Linked DNA regions of Homo sapiens: region 2 is linked to region 1. The links are chromatin loops, found by intact Hi-C in ENCODE. Cell type or tissue: breast epithelium. All regions are shown on one strand. Each heading gives the region's core, and the rest is flanking DNA. Links, peaks and the distances in the headings are about the cores only. Region 1 has its middle 43 kb from the start of TIAM2. Region 2 overlaps TIAM2 (TIAM Rac1 associated GEF 2).

Evidence for each region. Hi-C counts contacts between places; a loop is a spot of excess contacts. Peaks named below come from ENCODE experiments on the same cell type or tissue, not always from the same donor. Only the 100,000 strongest peaks of a DNase experiment are listed, where the experiment ranks them.
Region 2: a loop joins it to region 1, with 3 times the contacts of the local background. A loop is called at or near these places in 1 of 110 quality-filtered maps.

The regions. Positions count from the first base shown.
Region 1 is chr6:154,948,012-154,956,665 of GRCh38, forward strand. No RefSeq gene overlaps it. Among named protein-coding and RNA genes, the nearest start is that of TIAM2, 43 kb to the right of the region's middle. RefSeq lists an enhancer at 3,349-3,849. In breast epithelium, for the core only: no CTCF peak of the experiment used is centred there; a DNase peak (open chromatin) is centred at 3,793.
Region 2 is chr6:155,149,675-155,158,328 of GRCh38, forward strand. The region is part of intron 7 of TIAM2 (TIAM Rac1 associated GEF 2); the gene reads left to right. Among named protein-coding and RNA genes, the nearest start is that of CLDN20, 110 kb to the right of the region's middle. In breast epithelium, for the core only: no CTCF peak of the experiment used is centred there; a DNase peak (open chromatin) is centred at 4,877; H3K4me3 peaks cover 227 bases; H3K27ac peaks cover 369 bases.

The sequences.
Region 1 (8,654 bases), core at 2,745-5,244:
TTCCACCAAGAAAACTGCTGCCAGACATGTTAGAGCTCCCTTAGAGTTCTTTTTTGTTTTGTTTTTTTGTTTGTTTTTGCTGTTTTTAGGAACTTTGTTTTATCTTTGACCTTTAGGAGTTTGATTATTAAGTGTCTTGAGGTCATCTTTTTTGGGTTAAATCTTCTTGGTGTTCTGTAATCTGGTACTTGAATATTGATATTTTTCTCCATGTTTGGAAAGTTCTCTGTTATTATCTCTTTGAATAAACTTTCTTTCTTTCTTTTTTTTTTTTTTTTTGAGACAGAGTTTTGCTCTTGTTGCCGAGGCTGGAGTGCAATGGTGCAATCTCGGCTCACTGTGACCTCTGCCTTCTGGGTTCAAGTGATTCTCCTGCCTCAGCCTCCCGAGTAGCTGAGATTACAGGCATGAGCCACCACGCCTGGCTAATTTTGTGTTTTTAGTAGAGACGGGGTTTCTCCATGTTGGTCAGGCTGGCTCCAACTTCTGACCTCAGGCGATCCTCCCGCCTCAGCCTCCCAAAGTGCTGGGATTACAGGCGTGAGCCACCGCACCTAGCCCCACTTTCTTTTTTTTTCTTTTTTTTTTTTTTTTTTTTTTTTTTTTGAGACTGAGTCTCACTCTGTCACCCAGGCTGGAGTGCAATGGCGCCATCTTGGCTCACTGCAACCTCCACCTCCCGGGTTCAAGTCATTCTCCCACCTCAGCCTCCTGAGTATCTGGGATTACAGGCACACGCCATCTTGCCTGGCTAATTTTTGTATTTTTGTAGAGATGAGGTTTCACCATGTTGATCAGACTGGTCTTGAACTCCTAACCTCAGGTGATCTACCCACCTCGTCCTCTCAAAGTGCTGGGATTACAGGCATGAGCCACCACACCCTGCTAAGTAAACTTTCCACCCCAGTCTCTCTATCTCTTCTACCTCCTCTTTAAGGCCAATAAGTCTTTGATTTGCCCATTTGAGGCTATTTTCTAGATCCTGTAGATGTGCTCCATTATTTTTTATTCTTTTTTCTTTTGACTCCTCTGTGTATTTTCAAATAGTCCGTTTTCAAGCTCACTAATTCTTTCTTCTGCTTGATCAGTTCTGCTGTTGAGAGCCTGATGCATTCTTCAGTTTGTCCATTGAATTTTTATTTTAGCTCCAGAATTCCTGCTTGATTCTTTGTAATTATTTCAATCTCTTTGTTAAATTCATCTGATAGGATTCTGAATTCCTTCTCTGTGTTATCTTGGATTTTGCTGTTTCCTCAAAACAGCTATTTTGAATCCTCTGTCTGAAAGGCCATAGATCTCTATCATTCTGGAATTGGTCACTGGTGTCTTATTTAGTTATTTGGTGAGGTCATGTTTTTCTGGATGGTCCTGATACTTGTGGATGTTTGTTGATGTCTAGATATTAAAGATTTAGGTATTTATTCTAATCTTCACAATTTGGACTTCCTTGTACCCGTGCTTCTTGAGAAAACTTTCCAAATATTCAAAGGGAATTGAGTGTTGTGATCTAAGTCTTTGGTCATTGCAGTCATATGTGCATTACAAGGCAACCCAAGCCCAGTAACGGTGTAACTTTTGCAGACCCGTAGAGGTACTGCCTTGGTGATCTTGGATAAGATCCAAGAGAATTCCCTGGATTACCAGGCAGAGTCTCTCGTACCCTTCTCTTACTTTCCACCAAACAAATGGAATCACTTTCTCCATGCTGAGCTGTCTAGATTTGGGGGATGGGTGGCACAAGCACTTACATCGCCATCACTGCTGAGAGTGTGTTGGGTCACACCTGAAGCCAGCACAATACTGGGTCTCACCCAAGGCCTGTGGTGACCTGATATTTATTCAATGCCCAAGAGCTTTTTAGTTGGCTGGTGGTGAATTCTTCTGGGACTGTCTTTTGCTTCAGGGCAGTGGGTTCCCTTCTGGCCCAGGGTGGGTCTAGAAATGTCACCCAGGAGCTATGGCCTCGAATGGGGGCTTCAGGACTTTAGTGCTTTATTTTACTGTGGCTAAGCTGGTGTTCAAGTTGCAAGATAAAGTCCTCTTTAAGTCCTCTTTACTCTTTCCTCTCCTCTTGGAATTGCGAGCTGTGCTGCCTGGGGTTGGGGGACAGGCCTTGGCCATGTCAGCTAGTGTTTCACTGGGTTGCATGCACACCAAGCCTACTGGCTCCAAGGTCGGCCCAGTACTGCGACTTGCCCAGGAATTGTGGTCCTTGTGGCCTAAACTGTCTTTCAAGTTTATTTAGTACCCCAGAGCACTTGAGCCTGCAGTGGCAGGGCTTGCTAGAACTCCGGTTCTGACTACCAAGACGAACCCTTCTCCTCCAGCTAGGACTGGTCTAAATGCTCCCTCCATGGGCACCAGCCTAATTCTGCCCTGTGTTGCTTTCCACTGTATCAGGGCAGCACTGAGTTGCAATGCAAAGCTCCATAATGACTTCCCTCTCCCTCTTCCAAAGACACAGATTCTCTGCATCATGCTGCGCTCCTAGGGGAAGGGCGAAGGGTAGTGTGAGCAATTCAAGGCTGTCTTTCCCACCCTCTTCAGTGCCTCTTCCTTGATATGATGTTAAAACCAGGTACTGTGATTGCTCACCTTATTTTCTGGTTCTTTTGAAGGTGCTGTCTTCTGTGGATAATAGTTCAATTTGGTGTTCTTGAGGGGTGAGGTTGGAGGGGACAGGGTGGGATGATAGCTGGAGGGTTCTGTTTGGCCATCTTGCTCTCTTTATAGTTATTCTTCATTAAATAGAATCACCAAGGCAGGAAGGTGTCATTACTGCTTTGATTCCAGATGCCTCTAGGCTCGTAGGCCATTTGAAGGCTTCCAAAGCTCTGGCGATAGAATAGATTCCTTCATGGACCCCCATTCCTACTCCTCTACAGTATCCATGCCACGTGAAGATAGCAGTAGGAGAAGATTCCTCCAGCTTCCTCCAGAGTGTGAAGGGGGTGCTGAGGATGGAGCTTCTGAGCCTGAATCTCTGCCGACTCAGGAGACGTCAGAGTCTGTGTTCCGTGACTGGCTCCCCAGCAATCTCACCAGATGTGCTTAGATTTGGGTGGACTCAGTCACGCTGCCCAAAGCTGCATTCACTCATAGGGAGAGCAAGGGACCCACAGTACTGCTGCCATGTCCCTTTGAGGTGGCCTCTGTGTGCACCTGCTGGTCCTCCAGCCCAGTCTGCTCTCTGTACACAATCCCCATGAGCAGCATGAGTGCCAAGAACTGCTCAGTGCTCAGGTCTGGCACCTGGGCTTCTTTCACGTGCTCATAAGGCAGCCAGCGTGTTTCCCTAGGTACCCCGGAGGCTTTGGGCACAGAGGACCACACGTCCAGAAGTTTGGGCCATTCACATGTGTGCCATGTGGACCTCTCTGGAGAAGAGAGCTGGGTGCACATCTCAGCGTGTGCAATGGGCATGAGTGTGTTTGGCAAGCATGCTCAGGATGAAGATCACCCCCTCCTTTATCCCACTGCTTCCTGTAGCTTCCAAACCACCTCCTCAGAAGTGTCATCTCCAGCCACTGCTTCCTGTAGCTTCCAAACAGCCTCCTCAGAAGTGTCACCTCCAGCCACTGCTTCCTGTAGCTTCCAAACGGCCTCCTCAGAAGTGTCACCTCCAGCCACTGCTTCCTGTAGCTTCCAAACGGCCTCCTCAGAAGTGTCACCTCCAGCCACTGCTTCCTGTAGCTTCCAAACGGCCTCCTCAGAAGTGTCACCTGCAGCCACTGCTTCCTGCTCTTTCACATTTTCTTTCTTCTTTGTCTGTGCTCTGTGGTTTGGCATCTGCCCCAGCTGCTCTGCTGCCGTCTTGTCTACCATCCATGCATGAATGACTTCCTTAAAAACACCGCCTTGTCTTTCCGTGGTCCTTCTCCTTTTCCTTCCTTCCAAAGTTGTCACCGTGGACCTCCTCTTCCACCCCCGTTCAGGAAACTGTTCCCTCAGGCTCACCTGACCTAGCCCTTTCCAGTTTCCTTAGCACCTGGGCAGGTCCTTCCGGGTGACTCATCCCATCCTAGCAAGCAGATTTTGGGGACATACCTAAGAGCTCTCCCCTGTTCTTCTGGTGAAGCATTTTCTCTTTTCAGAGAAGTCACTGCAAGCCAGGGTGACTTGCTGATTTGAATCTTCAGCCCTGACTCCTCTTCTGAGTTATAATTACTGCCTGGACATTGCACCCTGGGGGATCTATTCAGACTGAACATGACCAACGGTGAACTTGTCTCCCCCACCTTCTGTCCTGCCCCAAATCCTCACCCTAGTATCTGTTAGGAGGGCACCTCTTTCAGCCCTCCAACCTCTAGAGCCAACTTTGACCCTTCCATATCCTTCTTCCCCTGGAAAGGGACACCAAGTTCTGCTTTTCCTTGAAAATCCTTTAGATTTGCCTCTAGTCTCTGTCCTTGTGACCTCTGGCAATAGCTTCTGCTCTGGGCTCCCGCTCCAGTGCCCCATTTCTGGACTTCAACACAATTTGTTTTCTTTTCTTTTCCTTTTTTTTGAGACCAAGTCTCACTCTGTCACCCAGGCTGGAGTGCAGTGGTGCGATCTCGGCTCACTGCAACCTCCGCCTCCTAGGTTTAAGGGATTCTCCTGCCTCAGCCTGGGACTACAGGCTTGTGCCACCACGCCCGGCTCATTTTTGTATCTTTTAGTGGAGATGGGGTTTCACCATATTGGCCAGGCTGGTCTTGAACTCCTGACCTCGTGATCCACCCACCTCAGCCTCCCAAAGTGCTGGGATTACAGGCATGAGCCACCACACCCACCACATCACCCTCTGCTCAAAAACCTTAAGTGGCTCCTTCTGGCCCAGGATGGGTCAAGTCCAGGTTCTAAATCCCCATGTAACCTGGCACCAACCTACCCATGTCCAACCATATTTCCCACACCCTCCCCAGACATTCATGGAACAGCTCTTCAAGGCACTGGCCCAGGTTCTAGGGGAATCAAGGAGGAGGAAGCCTGGTCTTCTCCTTCAAGACCTTTTCAGTGAGGTGGAAGCTGGAGGTGGGGCATGTAGCTAGGCACAGGAACTCTAATGACGATGTAAGTGGCATTGTCACAGGCAGGTCATGTGACACGGGAGCACAGAGAAGAGTACCATTAGGTCAGACATATCATACATGTGGCTTGTGACATCCTATCAACATGAAACATAGCTGTGTTTCTTAAGCCATTTTGTTCACAACACAGCCAATGAATTCTTGTGACAATGTACCAAATTATTCAAAACAAATTTTTTAGTAAAATAATAAAACTACTTTTCTCAAAACAGTTTGATTTATTTTCTTTTTTCTTTTTTCTTTTTTTTTGAGATGGAGTCTCACTTTGTCACCCAGGTTGGAGTGCAGTGGTGCGATCTCAGCTCACTGCAATCTGCCTCCCAGGTTCAAGCGATTCTCTTGCCTCAGCCACCCGAGTAGCTGGGATTACAGGCACACACCACCATGCCTGGCTAATTTTTGTATTTTTAATACGGATGGGGTTTCACCATGCTGGCCAGGCTGGTCTCAAACTCCTGGCCTCAGGTGATCCACCAAAGTGCTGGGATTACAGGCATGAGCCACCGCACCCAGCCTCAAAACAGTTTGATTTTTGAGGAAAGAGTGCCTCCTTTTCATTAATTTGCGGGGGTGGGGGGTAACAATTTGCCTGAATTTCTATATTTTTGAAAAAGCTCTTTTAAAACATCTTGTTAGATGGGGCACCATGACTCATGCCTGTAATCGCAACACTTTGGGAGGCCAACGCCGGAGGGCTGCTTGAGCTCAGGAGTTCAAGACCAGCCTGGGCAACAAAGCAAGACCTTGTCTCTGCTAAAAATAAGAAAAATTAGCTGGGCGTGACGGTGCGTGCCTGTGGTCCCAGCTACTTGGAGGCTGAGGGTGGGAGGATCGCTTGAGCCCAGGAGATCGAGGTTGGAGTGAGCTATGATAGCGCCACTGCACTCCACAGTGGGCAACAGAGCAAGATTCTGTCTTAAAAAACAAACAGAAAAAAAACGCCACAAAAACACTTCTTGTTAGGATAGATGTGGTGGCTCCTGCCTATAATCACAGCACTTTGGGAGGCCAAGGTTAGAGGATCGTGTGAAGTCAAGAGTTTGAGACCAGTCTGGACAACACAGCAAAACCCCCAACTATACCAAAAACAAAAAACAACCCCAGAACCAAAACTTCTTGTTATTGGTAAAAGTACTGAATTTTTATATGAACATGAAAGTTAAATGCCTGACTGATATGAAAATGGTCTTGTCAAATGCATGAAAAAGGAGCGGTTGTCTTCAGGTGAGATGAGAGTCATAGTTTTGGAGTCTTTCTGTAACGTGCTCTCATTTTAAGAGTTCCACTCAGCTGCTTCCTGTACAACCCTCCACAGAGAAATTCCATATGAAACCTCTGTGAACCGAGGCTGCCGTGTGAATCTCTCCCATCAGGAGAACTCCACTTCTGTGCAGTTTTCCAGCCTGTGCCTGTGGTCTTGCATTCCTGAGACTTTGTTGTGGATAAGAAGAAAAATTCTGTGGCCTTGAAACTGTGTCTGGATGGTTCCTCCATCTATTAGTTTCTCATTACATTAGTGGCTGCCCCGGGATCCAAGATAAACCATTTTCCCATGCCTGGTGAGAGACTGTAGCACAGACGCTTGATGTTTTATTGCCATGTTATTAGAACCAGCCTCCTAATTTGCACTGGAAAATTTGAGAGGGTAAACATATGGGCATATGTCTTCATGTGTGCCAAACTCACACTGTGGGCGCGCATGCGGTACACACACACGTTCCTTTTGTTACCTCTTTGAACTCTGAATGAGATTTTGTGAGTGTGCACCTGGGGTAGACCCCTTAGTATTAGGTACAAACCCCACAGCAGCCCGCCTGGGTTTTCTCCCTCACCTGAGCATCTGAGCCCAGGGAGAATAAGCAGGTAAGTGCCAGCCCCTTCCTGCCGAGGCGTGCAAACTCGCCTGCAACCCCTACTCCATAGCCACACACGCACTCACAGACTTAAGGGTTTGCAGAGCACATTGAGGCTTCCCTCAAAGCGCATTGAGCATCCGCATGGAGAGATCAAGGATGGGAAGGGTGCTGGGAGCAGTCGCTCATGCCTGTTATCCCAGCACTTTGGGAGGTTGAGGTGGGAAGATCACTTGAGCCCAGGAATTAAAGACCAGCCTGGGCAGCATGACAAAACCCATCTATACAAAAAATACAAAAATTAGTCGGGTGTGGCAGTGCATGCCTGTAGTCCTAGCTACTTGGGAGGTTGAGATGGGAGGATCAGTTGAGCCTGGGGAGGTTGAGGCAGCAGTGAGCCATGGTTACACCACTGCACTCCAGCCTGGATGGGTGACAGAGCAAGAACTGGTCTCAAAAAAAAAAAAAAAAAAAAAAGGGAAAGAGCTGCCTTGAGTAATTCCCAAACGGCATTCTCTCCTTCGTTTTTTTAATGTTTTGTTTTGTTTTTAAATGGAGTTTCGCTCTTGTCACCCAGGCTGGAGTGCAATGGTGTGATCTTGGCTCACTGCAACCTCTGCCTCCCAGGTTCAAGTGATTCTCCTGCCTGAGCCTCCCGGGTAGCTGGGATTACAGACATGCACCACCATGCCCAGCTAATACTGTATTTTTAGTGGAGGCGGGGTTTCTCCAGGTTGGTCAGGCTGGTTTCAAACTCCCAACCTCAGGTGATCCGCCTGCATTGGCCTCCCAAAGTGCTGGGATTACAGGTGTGAGCTGCCGTGCCTGGCCTCTCTCCTTCGTCTTTGCACTTTACTCTCCCTCTTCTCCCTTTGACAAGACATATTTCCATGAAGCCCTATTTCTTATGGCTCCTTTCTTCTTTTGTTGTTGTTGAGACAGGGTCTCGCTCTGTCACCCAAGCTGGAGTGCAGTCGTGAGATCTTGGCTCACTGCAGCCTCAGCTTCCCAAGTGGCTGAGACTACAGACATGAGCCACCATGCCTGGATAATTTTTTATTTTTTTTTAGAGATGGAGTCTTGCTATGTTGCCCAGGCTGGTCTTGAACTCTTGGGCTGAAGTTATCCTCCTGCCTCAGCCTCCCAAAGTATTGGGATTATAGGCATGGGCCACCATGCCCAGCTCTCCTATCTTTCTTTGTCATCACCTTTTCTCCCCGGCAGAGCTCCAGCCTCAGGTATCCCTCTTGTGGATGCTCCTGTTTTTCCATGGGTCCATGTTGTGATTATGCTGAGCCAACCACACTATGTCTCCCTCCTCATAACCCAAGGCACAGGCAAGTCTGTAGGACCATCTGGCAGGAGAGAGCCAAGGCCTGGACAAGCAGCCAGCCGTGGGCCCCATCTTGGCTCACTGCAACCTCCCACCTCCTGAGTACAAGTGATTCTCCTGCCTCAGCTTCCCGAGTAGCTGGGACTATAGGCTCTTGCTACCATGCCTGGCTAATTTTTGTATTTTTAGTAGAGATGGGGTTTCGCCATGTTGGCCAGTCTCGTCTTGAACTCCTGACCTCAGGTGATCCACCGGCCTCGGCCTCCCAAAGTACTGGGATTACAGGCCTGAGCCACAACACTCGGCCCCATCATTACTTTATTCTTACCAGCTGCACTCACTGGTACTAGCAGTTCATGATTTGCCTGAGTCAATAATGATATCACAACATCAGAT
Region 2 (8,654 bases), core at 3,830-6,329, 200 kb after region 1:
CGCTTTGGGAGGCCGAGGTGGGCAGATCACCTGAGGTCAGGAGTTTGAGACCAGCCTGGCCAACGTGGTGAAACCCCATCTCTACTAAAAATACAAAAATTATCTGGGCACGGTGGTGGGCGCCTGTAATTCCAGCTACTCTGGAAGCTGAGGCAGGAGAATCGCTTGAACCTGGGAGGCAGAGGTTGCAGTGAACCAAGATTGTGCACTGCACTCTAGCCTGGGGGAAGAGTGAGACTCTGTATAAAAAAAAAAAAAGAATTCAGCATGAGTAGGAAAAAATTTCTGTCTAAAAATAGGAAACTGATTAAAGGCATGCATTCAATGATACACCGAGAATTTGGAATAATGTATCAATTGGCAATAGCAAAATAACCAAATAATTCCGACCTCTGCCCCTCATTAATCTTCTCACTCTATCTACCTTTGCTTCTCCTTTTCTCATATCTCATGTTGCCTTTCTCCCATCTCAGCTCTTTCCCTCCTGCTTATTTTCCCATCTGCAAATACTGGTGTACCTAATAGATGCACCTGGCTTAAAGAAATAAAAATAATTGTAAAATATGGACCCCGTTTCTAAGAAATTATAATTTAGTTAGAGAGCAAGCCTTATGAACATGAAACTAAAGGTCATTCTAAAATGATCGAAGTTAGGTGACAGCTGGTATAGTCATCAAATATTATGGGAGATCAGAGGGTTGAGGTTGTACTGTGATCTTGAGGAAATGAAGACTTCCTGGAAGAATATGGTGTTAAAAAGTTGTTAAGAGGTGTGAAGGATTTCCAGGCTGGAAGGGTGTTGGGCGAGCATGGAGAGACAATTGGAAGTGACTGAGTGGTGGCTTGGGGCTCTGGAGCACACTGGAGTCAAAGGTTTGGGAAGTGACAAGAGTTGGCAGTTAGGTTGGATAGGCAATGAAGCTTTTTCAGTCTGTGTCTTAGTCTGGAACAAAATACTGTAAAGCGGGTGGCTTATAAACAAGAGCAATTTATTTCTCAGAGTTCTGAAGGCTGAGAAGTCCAAGATCAAGATGCCGGCAGATTCAGTGTCTGGTGAGGCCCTGCTTTCTGGTTTCTAGAAGCATCTTCTTAACTGTATTCTAGCATGACATGAGGAGCGAGGGATCTTTCCGGGCCGCGTTTTATAAGGCCATCCATCCTATTCACGAGGGCTCACCATTATGACTGTCGTGCGCAGTGGATTAAGCAGTGAAGGATGAAAGACACCGTAACTTAATGCTTGAATCACACAGTTTGTTGGCACGCAAACAGTTCTTAACAGATATTGGTATTTTATCCCCATTCACGCTACACACAACTCTTGTTTTTCACCCTGTTAGGAACAAGTCGGGGATCTTACATGAATAGGCACAGGATTGGTCACAGAAGTCCTCAGGCATCTGGGAATAGCTTCCCCTGGTATCAAGGCTGGAATGTTGAGGCTGAAGCATTCAGTCAAGGAGATGGCAAGCCTGACTCCGGGTCCCTTTCTGAGTGGCAGCATCTCATCCTCACGAGTCTGTGTCTCAGCAGAGCAGGTCGAGCTGCCTGAGGGCTTCTCTTTTTATAGTCCCTGTTTGGGGATCCACCTGTGTCTGGTTATCTTGAAGGTTGGTGCGCCCTAGCATGTGATGTCGTCTCAAATTGGAATATCCCAATGCAGTTGGTCTAAACAGATTTGGGCATTCTGGCAGACATCTGCACTTACAAACTAACTGTGATAACATATTTACACTATACCCATAAATTGCACTCCAAACAATGACCTAATCATTGCCCCTTTTAAAAAGGCCCCACTTCCTAATACCATCACCTAAAGCATTAAGATTTCAACGTACATATTTCGGAGGGACACATTCAGCCCATAGTGGTCTTGTATGCAAGGCTCAGATGGTAAGGTTTATTTTATACTCTGCTTTCAGGTGGGGGGATACAGGTTTTTAAGCTGAGGACAAAGCATGATGACTGTAGTGTCTTTGGAAGATTAATCAGGCAGCAGCTTGGAGGACAGAGTGGGGCAAAAGGTGTCAGGCAGTGGAGTGGCACTGTGCTGGGTGTATAGATACAAGGGCCTGGTCCCAAGTGACACAAGTTCAACAGTTTACATGGAAAATGTATAACAGGGTACATAATTTTCTGTAATTCTATAGAATCTTTTTTTTTTCTTTTTTTTTCTTTTTTTTTTTTGAGACAGAGTTTTGCTCTTGATGCCCAGGCTGGATTGCAATGGTGTGATCTTGGCTCATCTTAACCTCCACCTCCCAGGTTCAAGCGATTCCCATGCGTCAGCCTCCTGAGTAGCTGGGATTACAGGCGCCCGCCACCACGCCCGGCTAATTTTGTATTTTTAATAGAGACGGGGTTTCACCATGTTGGTCAGGCTGGTCTCGAACTCTGACCTTAGGTGATCCGCTTGCCTCAGCCTCCCAAAGTGCTGGGATTACAGGTGTAAGCCACCACGGCTAATCTCAATTTTTTAGAATCTTAAAGACAGTAACTTACACCCCTGAGCGGAACTGTTGCTCAACCAGGATATGCCATTTAAACTCCAAAGTACAAAATAGTTTTAACGAGGAAGCCAAAACTGCCAAGAAGAATGCAGGAGGTGGAAGGCTTTGGGATCCAACAAGAACACAGCTGCTGACATTGCTGAGGGAGAGCTGCCCCCACGAGCCCAGCTTGCCTCCTCTCAGGCCCTGCCTGCCCCTCTTAAGGGGCCTCACCCTGCTCACAGCCAGGGGGCGTTCAGCTCCCGAGGCAGTGCAGCCGTACCTCCCCGCTCTCTGTCTGTGTGGAATGTAGGTTGGGAGTCCATGTGGAGGTGATGGGACAGATCAAAGAGCCTGAAGGAGACACGGTTATCCCAGAGTTTTCTTTGTACCATGTCTCATCCATGGTGCTGATTTTCCAGGATCCGGCAGCCACAGCCTGTCTATCCTGAGATGAGACTTGTGGATCCGAGTGTCTCAGAGTGTTCAGAGCACCCCAGTCAAAAATCTCATCCTGACCATAATCGTAGTCGAAGGGATGCCCAGCTTGGAGTTTTCAGGTCTTTGGGTAGGGTCAGATGTTTAGGGCTAGGGAGAGAAAAGGGACATTTGGCAACACTGAGAGGCTCCTGGCCTGTTGTGTGTGTGTGGTGGTGGTGGGTGGGGGTTTCTCTGTGGCCACAAGGAGTCTAAGCAGACATTTTTTTAAAAATTTAAATTTGCATTAAATGTAATTGTATTCCCTTGTCCATAGTTTGTAAATGTTTAATTGATGACATCATAGTTGGTGCTATTCTCTGATTAAGAGGGGAGGTTACTTGAACATAAACCCTTACATAAATCCAGGGGTCTGGATGGTCAGGTGGCCTGAAGAGAAACTGTTTTAAAGAATGAGGGTAATTATCACTTGTGGTCCATTATCCATTCTTTGACAGAATCATCACTTTAGTTATTTTAAGTGCACCTTTCTAATGCTACTAATTTTTCATTTTTGGTTCTCCCCTCCCCATAGCCCAGGCCCTAACCCCTTCCTGTGTCCTCCCCACACTCCCTTCTCCCCTACACCCTTCTCCCAACCCCTGCCGTACATGCACTCCCTTTCTCATGTTAGTCTTGTGAGTTTCTGGTAACAGACAATTGGGATTGATTTTAGAAATTCTTGTCCAGGCACGGTGACTCACACCTGTAATCCCAGTACTTTGGGAGGCTGAGGCTGGAGGTTCATTTGAGGCCAGGAGCTCAAGATCAGGTGGGGCAACACAGCAAGACCCTATTTCTGAAAAAGAAAAAAAAAAGAAATTCTACCTGGAAGTATTCTCCTCACCGTATTGCACTCTTTGAGGTTATGATTTAGTCACATGTTCCTGAAGGGCTTTGTAGTGTGTAGCCTGAGTTATGTTTGCTGTGCCCGCTGTCCTTGCATCCTTTGTCAGCAGGTTGTAAAGGAGCTGTTTACGCTTTTTTTTTTTTTTTTTTTTGACAGAGTCTTGCTCTGTCACCCAGGCTGGAGGGTAGTGGCGCAATCTCAGCTCACTGCAACCTCCACCTGCTGGATTCAAGCAATTCTCCTGCCTCAACCTCCCGAGTAGCTGGGATTACAGGCACCCACCACTACGCCCAGCTAATTTTTGTATTTTTAGTAGAGATGGGGTTTCACCATGTTGACCAGGCTGTTCTCAAACTCCTGACCTCAGGTGATCTGCCTGCCTCGACCTCCCAAACTGGTGGGATTACAGGCGTGAAACCACTATACCTGGCCAAGAGCTGTTTACTTTTTACCTTCAGACACAAAGACTGGGAAGCATTAAGCAGGAACAAGTACTTGCTTAAAATTGCTTTTATGAGATATTTGACAAAAAAATGTAATGTGAAGCCACAAAGGCAAAGGTATTTACAGATCAAGACCAATCAGGACAGGGTCTCCAAAATATTCCCTAAGCATTTAGCTTTCTCTAAACTTCCTTTTAAAAATATCTGTAAAAGAGCAGTGCTTTATCCACTTAGCATTTTAAAACCTCAATAAATATACATTTATTTATGTAGCTTCCTCCCCAGCGGTTTTCCCTGAAAACCTCAGATGTAGTCATTTCTAGCCTAAAAATAGAATGTGCAATGTAGGTGACATCATGCAACAGAAATTCTCTGGAACAGGTTTTCTTCGAAGTACGTGGGTGGAGAAGATCCTTTTTGAAATAAAAAGGCACTATCGCAGTTGTAACATACCGGCTGAGCTACATACGGTCAGTGGTGACATGCTCTGGCCGTGTCCTGGGCCTCTTGGGTGTTTCTGGGGCAGGATGATGCAGCTTTCATTTGAGCATGTCCAATGTGGACCAGATCACACCGCCATCCACACGCCAGATCGCCTTTGAAGTTCCCAGGGAGGAAGAGTTGTAAATTAAGTCCAGTTAGTACTTTATTTGCCTTTCTGCTTATTATTTCAAACAAGTAAACAAGGACAAAACCTCACCACCCTTAGGCAGTCTTGGCATTCTCCCAGATGGCATCCCCCATCCTGCCTCATTATGTGCGATTTCCAGGGTAGACAGGCCTGCTTCTGTGGTTAATTAGGCTGGGGAGGGAGGAGGTGGTTGGACTACCAGGGGTTGCTGTGGGGAAGGAGGAAGCACTTGCTGGTAGGGTTCAGACTGCTCTGGGTTTTATGAAATGTGGGCTTCAGTTTAAATATTTACTTAAATACAGTTTTAAAATCATAAAGAGGACGGATTGCGTTTGGACAATTGGCAACTGGTGAAGAGAACAATGAGAACAAGGCTTTGAGGAAAATACGAGGATACTGTGGTGTATTTCTGGATGTGTACAGGGGGAAGCAGTTTGAGGAACAAACCACTGGAGTGTAGCATATTTGTGAGGGGATTTGAGGGAGATAAAGTCAGATTGTGGAGGTGGTGGGTGAAGATGTGAACTTTATTCAATAGGCAATAGGGAGATGGTGAAAGTGTTATTTTTTATTTTTTATTTTTTAAGGCAGGCAATAGGGAGATGGTGAAAGTGTTATTTTTTATTTTTTAAGGCAGAGTCTTGCTGTGTTGCCCAGGCTGGAGTGCAGTGGCATGGTCTTGGCTCACTGCAACCTCTGCCTCCTGAGTTCAAGTGATTCTCGTCCCTCAGCCTCCCAGGCAGCTGCGATTACAGGCATGTGCCACTACGTCCTGGTAATTTTTGTATTTTAGTAGAGATGGGATTGGCCATGCTGGTCTCAAACTCCTGACCTCAACTGATCCGCCTGCCTCAGCCTCCCAAAGTGCTGGGATTACAGGTGTGAGCCAGTGTGCCCAGCTGGAAGTGTTTTTATTTTCTATTTTTTTGAAACGGAGTCTTTCTCTGTCGCCCAGGCTGGAATGCAGTGGTGTGATCTCGGCTCACTGTAGCCTCTGCCTCCAGGGTTCCAGTGATTCTCCTGCCTTAGCCTCCTGGGTAGCTGGGATTACAGGCGTACGCCACCACACCCGGCAAATTTTTGTATTTTTTGTAGAGACGGGGTTTTGCCATGTTGGCCAGGCTGGTCTCGAACTCCTGACTTCAGGCAATCTGCCCGCCTTGGCCTCCCAAAGTGTTGGGATTACAGGCATGAGCCACCGCTCCCAGCCTGGAAATGTTTTTGTTAGGAGAATAAGAATGTTTGGTTTAGTTAAATGAGCGTTTGTTCGGTGCATACTCTGGGTCAGGCAAATGTGCACAGACTGGAGACTCAAAGAAGTCACTGTCTCTGCCCTCAGTGACAGTGGCACTGCTAGAGAGAGTGCTAGAGCCTTCAGTGACAGTGGCACCTGCTAGAGAGAGGTGACAGACAGTTGAGCTCTCAGTCTAGCAGGTGACAGACAGTTGAGCATACAATTTCAACATAACACAGTGATTCAGTGCACGTGGCATTCCAGTGCTGTGGAAGACAGAAATGGGAAATATAGCCTCATGTGCAGTCATGGAAGACCCTGGAGGAGGGAGGCCAAGTTGCTTCTTGAAAAATGAGGAGTTTACCGGGAGAATAGAGAGGGGTCTTCCAGGCCAAGGCACAGTGGGAGCAAATGCAGTGTGGTTTTAGGTAGGTGGTGAGAGGTAGACAGGGGAAGTAGGACTGTCTGTCACTCTCTCCTCCCGGTACCACTGCAGAAGCCTCCGGTTTCGCCCTTCGTCTGATGCATCTTCCATACAACAGCCAGACTGGGTTGCATCGGAAAAGCACATCTGGGTCAGGTGCAGTGGCTCATGCCTGTAATCCCAGCATTTTGGGAGGCCAAGGTGGGCGGATCACTTGAGGTCAGGAGTTCAAGACTAGCCTGGCCAATGTGGTGAAACCCCGTCTCTACTAAAAATACAAAAATAATTAGCCAGGTGTCGTGGCGCATACCTGTAATCCCAGCTACTCGGGAGGCTGAGGCAGGAGAATCGCTTGAACCCAGGAAGCAGAGGTTTCCATGAGCTGAGATCACACCATTGCACTCCAGCCTGGGCAACAGAGTGATATGTCTCAAAATAAATAAATAAATAAATAAAGTAAAAAAATAAAAAGCACATGTGATCCTGTGATTGCCAGATAAAGTCCCTGATAACCTCTCCCCACCTTGACCTTTATCTGCAACTCCCTGAGCCCACCCTTCTGCTCCTTTCTTTGGGTTTTTCCTCAGGCAGAGAGGACTCCTGTGCTGTGCACAAATGTGCCCTGCTCCCCTCCGCCCTCTTCATCTGGCTCACCCCTTCTCGACTGTCATGAAGGGTTTAGGGGTCGCTTCCTCCAAGGCGCTGTCCTTGATCGCCCTTTTGCCCACTCCATCAGGGAGCCCCACTCTCCTCCCACAGTTCTCCATGTCTGTGCCACTGCTGTCATCCATGGCTTTGTCATGATTTCTTCGTGTGTAAGGTTGCTCCTGCTATAAAATACGTGCTCCTGGAGGAACCGTGTCTGTTTTTTTATCTCTGAACCCTCGATGCCTTGCTTGAGTTAGTGAATGTGTGGAAGCACCTCTGTCTCGTCTGTCCAGGGATGCTGTCCTCTGTACTGCAGGAAACAGAGATCTTCTCTGAGTCAGCCACCACCCCACTTCCCAGTGTTCCAGGCCTTCCTGCTTCACCCCCGTCTAACAGAACGCCTCCTTTTGCCCTGCCTTGTTCTCATGCTCCCCTTCCTTGTTTTATCAGAGCCTCTGCCTTAGGCCACTATCATATGTGATTTCACAATAACTCTGCAAGGTAAAGATGTAGATATAGCACCCGTTTGTTGGATGAGTAAATAGACCCTTAGGAGAAGTATATTTCTTTTCTTTTTCTTTCTTTTTTTTTTTTAGAATTAAAAATTTTTTTAAAAAATAGAGACGAGGTCTCGCTATGTTGCCCAGGTTGGTCTCGAACTCCTGGGTGCAAGCGATCCTCCTGTCTCGGCCTCTCAAAGTGCTGGGATTATAGGAGTGAGCCACTGCACCCAGACGAGAAGTACATTTTCCGTATAAGTACCGTGCACTAACTGATTGCGCCACTGGAGCACCAAGAAGTGCATTTGCTAATGTCACACAGCTGGTAAGTGGTAGAGCTGGGATTTGGACACAAATCTTTGCTCCTAATTCATAGGCGCTACTGCTCCGTAAGACTTGGGTAAATCAGATGGTGCTTTGCTTGCTAACTAAACCAGGTGATGAATTGTTTTGTGTGGAATAGAATCCTTGATTTACTTGTTTTTATAACTTGGATTTTTCAGGTCGATTTGATGGGAATTACATTGATTATAAAACTGAGTGAATTTTTGGGTATGGGAATTATATCTCAAAGGAAAACAGAACAAAACCGAATCTCTCTACTTTAGCTGGTTGTTCTAAATACTGTTAAACTTGAGTGTCATCTATGTCACTAGCTGGTTCTTCTGTGAAGATAGGTTTTAGTATTTGGAAAGCATGGAACGGGAGTTTTTCAGCTTCTTACACCAAGAAAGAAACATGAATTATCTTATGGGACAAACCTAGTAATAGGCAAATGACTACTGCGATTAAATGACTAAATGGCAGAAAATATTTTTCTAGGACTGCTGGGTGTGGCAGGAATGTACTTGTCATCTTTTAAAAAAAAATCATTATTCATTTGTTATTTTTAGCATTAGGCTTCATCCCTCTCCCTCCCACTTTACTACAGGAGACCATAACCTTTCTGAGTTCATTA